Linked DNA regions of Homo sapiens: region 2 is linked to region 1. A link is a loop called in an ENCODE intact Hi-C map of the cell type or tissue named here. Cell type or tissue: A673. All regions are shown on one strand. Links, peaks and the distances in the headings refer to the core of each region. The heading gives the core; the rest is flanking DNA. Region 1 has its middle 100 kb from the start of SERTM1. Region 2 overlaps LOC124903158 (a long non-coding RNA gene).

Evidence for each region. Hi-C counts contacts between places; a loop is a spot of excess contacts. Peaks named below come from ENCODE experiments on the same cell type or tissue, not always from the same donor. Only the 100,000 strongest peaks of a DNase experiment are listed, where the experiment ranks them.
Region 2: it touches region 1 in a loop (2.0-fold over the local background); 1 of 110 quality-filtered maps calls a loop at or near these places.

Annotation. Positions count from the first base shown.
Region 1 is chr13:36,572,641-36,575,560 of GRCh38, forward strand. No RefSeq gene overlaps it. Among named protein-coding and RNA genes, the nearest start is that of SERTM1, 100 kb to the right of the region's middle. In A673, for the core only: no CTCF peak of the experiment used is centred there; a DNase peak (open chromatin) is centred at 1,121; H3K4me3 peaks cover 990 bases; H3K27ac peaks cover 1,886 bases.
Region 2 is chr13:36,814,041-36,816,960 of GRCh38, forward strand. LOC124903158 (a long non-coding RNA gene) reads right to left here. Exons shown (of 2, transcript XR_007063760.1): 2 at 1,631-2,101. Among named protein-coding and RNA genes, the nearest start is that of RFXAP, 3.7 kb to the right of the region's middle. In A673, for the core only: a CTCF peak has its summit at 1,178; a DNase peak (open chromatin) is centred at 661; H3K27ac peaks cover 353 bases.

The DNA.
Region 1 (2,920 bases), core at 159-2,658:
TCTCAAGGTATTCTTTGATTTGGAAGCTAGCAAAAGAAAATGGAAGAGTTTTATTGGCAAAAGAGCCAGGACGAACTTGCAAACATAGTTTGAACAAGATTTTGTACCTATGGACATGTGATCTCCACACTCAGTGAACATGAGAGATTAGTGCTACAGAAGGGCATGGAGTTCTAGCGACGAAGGTCATGGGCTCTATAGTCAGACCTGCGGCATTCAAATCCCATTTCTACGGGTAGGAGCCATTTGTGTCCCTGGGCATGTTTATTAAACCTAAGTGTCAGTTTCATTATTTGGAAATTTGGGATAATAGTGGTGCTTACCACACAAGATTGTCATGAGCATGAGATTAGATAAGCAATATAAATAAATCAGTACCCAGCGTATAATAAGCACTCAAGAGATATTAGCCTTTTTTATTATTCAACTATGAGCAATAGGAAAATTATAAAATAAGAGATAACTTCAAATAAGTTAACATGTTATGTTCTGTGCATTTTATATATCTCTGTTTAGGAATGGAAAAGCAATTTCCCTCTGCCACCGTAAATAAGTGTTAACCAAATATTTAAAGGCTATAGGTTTTTAAAGGCACCCAATTGTTAGCCTTCTTAGGGTACACATTTGTCTCAGTCCAACCTTGCATGCACTAAATATGGTTCACTGAAAGAATAAATAAATATTAAAGAAAGCTTATCTACAAGGAAAATAACCTGCCAAGACAAAACATACTTCTGAACAACTTTGTACTTTAAATCAACTTGTCCTCTAGCCAGCAGGTCATGCCATTTTGTCCACCAGAAATAACTAAAACTCCCCCAAAACAGTTCCATGTTGTAGATAAATATTTTTTCACTTCGATTCTCACCTGTTTACGGTAAAGAATCTTTTTGGACCCAGGGTTCCCAGCCAAGGTAATCCAGAGACAGCTATTTATTTGTTCTGACCTCTTGAAAGATCAGTTGAGAGTTGAGGACAACGTTTATAAGACTCGAACAGAAAAAGAAACAAATTAGACCTGATTATTACATTTCCTGTAATATGATGCCCATGTCATCCTGGGGCTGATTCAAGGAAACCCAGGCTTGTTTTAAAAGACTGGAGGACCGGGATGGGTTAAAGCACACTTTGGCACCACTTGGCTGTGTGATCTTATACCAGTAACAAACTCTGAGTTTCAACAGTCCACCTGTCAATCCTGGATAGCAATTTTAACTTGCATGTTTAGTGTGAGGTTTAACTAAGATAATTATGCATGAAAGTGTTGCGGAAACTGTAAAGCTCTTGTAAGTGTCTGTTACTCTTGGAGAGAAAACAGTTCTCTGTTCCTTTTCTCTCATCTTCCAACTCCCATACTCACACATACACACAAACATACTTGCTCCAAACTTTGTCAAGGCCATAAACACCTTCATTACCACCCACTGGTGCACAAGTTGCATTGTATACCTATAGGCAACACCACCAGCCCTGAGACCTGCATGCCAACAATTGACTCATGCATGTAGTTATAGTCAGCAAAATTCTGATGGCAAATAGAACTTAATGCCGTTACTGAAGATAAGATATTTTAATTTCTAAAATGGAAAACTTTCAATATACCTCCCAGGGTTCTCTTTGATTCAGAAGCTAGCCAAGGAAATTGGAAGAGAGTTTTACTAGCAAAAGAACCAAAAATAACTTGTAAATATATTTTGAACAAGACTTTCAATCTATAATCATGTGATCTCTACACTTAGGGCTCCAGAAGACCTGATCTTCTGCCACCATTAGAGCAGCCAGAAGCCAAGACTGATACACACGAAGAAGGAACTGGGCCCAACCCCAGTTATCCTGATCAAAATTTCCAGTATAAAAAGAAATCTGGCTCTTGAATGTTTTGTTTTTGGTTTTGATTATTTTGAAAAGGATTGTGCCTGTCACCAGTCTTACTTCCAAGGCACTGCCCAATAATGTACAATCCAGAGAACTAATAATGGATTGGGTTCCAAAGTATCTATTTTATTAATCTGGGGAATATCCTCATAACCTCCAAAAGAAGACTTCTGAGAAAAACGTAGAAGACATGGCTTGAGACCTAGAGTTGCACTGGGGCTTCCTACTTTCTTCCATACCAAATGGAAAACCCCGATGCTCATAGGGCAGGCATGGTCTATCATCCAGGGACAATGGCTGCCAGCATAGTTGTATAAGGATCGCATGGACACACTGTGCTTTCCACATGGGGCAAGGCAACATGGGAGAACCCAACTTTCCCACCAGGAAGGTACATGCTTTGGGTTATTTTTCCAGAAAGGAATGAATATGAGTTATGGCTAATCCATCTCCACTCTCTTCCCTGACACCTCTATGGGCAAGGACATTGGCAGGATAAATGCTAGGACCATGGCTACAATCGATGATCATGGGACAAAAGCCCAGAGAAGCCCACTGCTTGATCACCTTGAATTACAGGAACAGCAATTACAGGTTTTGAGACTGTATTTAAGCCCCCTTTATTGCATGTAAATATTTGAAAACAAAATCTTTTCAGTTTTAAATTCAAATTTCCTCTTTTTGCTTGAAGGTGATGTATTGGTCAGGGTTTTCAGAGAAATAGAACCAATAGGATGTGACTGATTGATTATTTGTTATAAGGAATTGGTCCACAGGATGATTATAAATGTTGTTAAGTCTCAAGATCTGCAGAGTGAGTCAGCAAGCTGGAGATCTAGGAGAACTGATGGTTTAATTCCAATGTAAATCCAAAAGTCTAAGAGCTGCCAGCCAAGAGGAGTTCTCTCTTACTTGGGGGAGGGTCAGCCTTTTTGTTCTATTCAGGTCTTTAAATCATTGGATGAGACCCACCTCCATGAGGTAAGCCAATCTGCTTTACTGGCTCTACCAATTTAAACGTTAATCTCATCCAGAAACACCCTCA
Region 2 (2,920 bases), core at 156-2,655, 240 kb after region 1:
TTCAGCAATAAAAAGGAACAAACTACTGATATAAGAAACAAAGTAAATGAATTTCAAAAACATTATGCTAAATAAAAGAAGCCAGGTGCAAAAGACCATATATTACATGATTACACTGATATGAAACTGTTACAGTAGGTACTTAGTCAGACGTGAACAAGGCAGGAGAGTGTCCCCCTTAGGAGGGCAACCATCAGAAGATCATGGTCAGGCAGTGGTTAAACTGCTTCTCTAAAGTAATAATTTGTCGCAGCCCGCGCCAGGGAAAGGCAGTCTCCCTATAGATAGAAACACCTAAAATTGGTGATCAGCAGCTTCCCAATAAGATCTCAGGAGTTGGCCAAGTGGCTCAAGCATGCACACTAAGAGACAAAATGGCAGAGTTTAAGTGGTATATGACCTTCCTCTAGAAACACTCAACTGGTAAGGGAAGAATGCCTCAAGTGAACATGTGCACAGTTTTGGTAAACACACTGCACATGCGGCCCCTACCAAGCGCTGGCAGGCCACTGTGCATGCGGACAGCCCACCCCAAGGGAAGAATCAGGGGAGAAGGGACACAACTCCCTGGAAGCATGCCAACAGATAAAACCCCAAGTCAAAGTCAAACCACGCACTAGATCTCTCAAGTCACCCGCTTGGCCTTCTTCCAAGTGTACTTCACTTCCTTTCTTTCCTGCTCTAAGGCATTTAAATGAACTTTCACTCCCGCTCAAAAACTTGGCTCAGTCTCTCACTCTGCCTTAGGCCCCTCGGTCAAATTCTTTCTTGTAAGGAGGTAAGAATTGAGGTCACTGCAGACCGGTACGGATTCATTGCTCCTAACAAAATGTCTAGAAAAGGCAAATCTATGGAGACAAAGATTAGTGGATTCCTGGGGCTGGAAGTAGGAGCAGGGATTGACTGAGAATGGATAATAAGGGTCTTTTGTGGAGAGATGGAAATGTTCTAAAACCTTTTTGTAAAAATGATTGCAACTCTACAAATTTACTAAAAATCTTTAAATTGTATACTTACAATAAGTGGACTTTATGGTGTGTAAATTTGTCTTAGTTCATCTTCTGTCACTGTAATAGAATACCACACACTGGGTAATTTACAAAGAACAGAAGTTTATGTGGCTCACAGTTCAAGTGGCTGAAAAGTCCAAGAGCACAGCTCTGGCATCTGATCAGGGTAATACCAAAGTTGAAGGGCAGAGGGCAGAAGCAAGCATAGACAGAGTATATGACACTGAATTTATCTGTTTATCAGGAGCCCACTCCTGTGATAACTAAGCCATAACGGCATTAATCCATTCATGAGGGCTAACCACCTCTTAAAGGCCCCACTTACTAATACTGTTAACAATGGCAATTGTTTCCAACACATTAACTTTTGAGGGACATGTTCAAACCGCAGCAAAATCATACCTCAAAAAAAAGTAGGTTTATTTTTTAAGCTTACTGCCACTTATTGAACACCATAACAGGTATTTGTACTAAGATTTAAATAATACTGCTCCGAGTAATATGCTGGTAAAAAAAATTTTTAACCAGTTAACTGATGGCTGGAAATGAAACAAAACTTTTCTCCCACCTGCTTAGGTTTCTTGCCTGGGAGCTTGTAAATTAAACTCACAAAAGATAGATTAGTAAAAGAAAAGGGTTTATTTACAAGAACTACATGTACATAGGAGGGCTCAGAGATGAGTTACTGAAATGGATGGTTAGAATTTGAGGCTTATATACCTAAATTAGTAAGGAAAGGGAAGACGGAGTAAATGTTCCTATGGGATGAACAAATAGGTTCCTTTAGGAAAAACAAATGTGGTTTTAGGAGAACAAATGAGCAATAAGGCATTTTGTGATAATATATGTTTATGTAGGTTTTCTGAACTCATGGTCATGGGGTATTTATGGTAGATTTACTCTTGGTCTCTCTCCTGGTAGTAGCTTTCCTCAAGAGGGAATTTATGATGGTCTTCATTTATCAGAAGTTTCAGCTTCTAGTCAGATAAAGGAAGCTCTGAGAAGGCTTCTTTCTGTATCAATTGAATCTCAAGTGTCTTCAGCTTAAAATAATCTTTATGCCAATTCTGGGGTTCTGGGTGTGTCACTACCTGAGATAAAGAATATTAGCACGTGATTCACAAACATTGATAAAATATACAATACTCAATACTGTAAATTCTATACATCCATAACTTCAAGGTGACTTGACTTCTTATGAAAATCACTATCAGTTTTTATGAATTCACCAACAACAGTGTCCCAAATTCAAAATAAGAATAAATGCAGCCAGACGAGGTGGCTCACGCCTGTAATCCCAGCACTTTGGGAGGCTGAAGTGGGCAGATCGCTTGAGGTCAGGAGTTCGAGACCAGCCTGGCCAACACGGTGAAACCCCGTCTCTACTAAAAATTCAAAAATTAGCCGGGCGTGGTGGCGGGTGCCTGTAATCCCAGCTACTCAGGAGGCTGAGGCAGGAGAATCACTTGAACCCAGGAGGCAGAGGTTGCAGTCAGCCAAGACCATGTCACTGCATTCCAGCCTGGGCAACAAGAGTGAAACTCTGTCTCCAAAAAAAAAAAAAAAAAGAATAAATGCTTGACTATTCACAATAGCAAAGACATGGAAGCAACCTAAATGCCCATCAATGGTAGACTAAATAAAGAAAATATGATACATATACACCATGAAATACTATGCAGCCACAAAAAGGAATGATACCATGTCCTTCACAGCGACATGGATGGAGTTGGAAGCCATTAACCTCAGCAAACTAACACAGAAACAGAAAACCAAACGCCACATCTTCTCACTGATAAGTGAGAGCTGAACGATAAAAACACATGGACACAATGGGGAACAACACACACTGGGGCCTGTTAAAGGTGGGTGTGGGGGAGGGAGAGCATCAGGAAGAATAGCTGATGAAT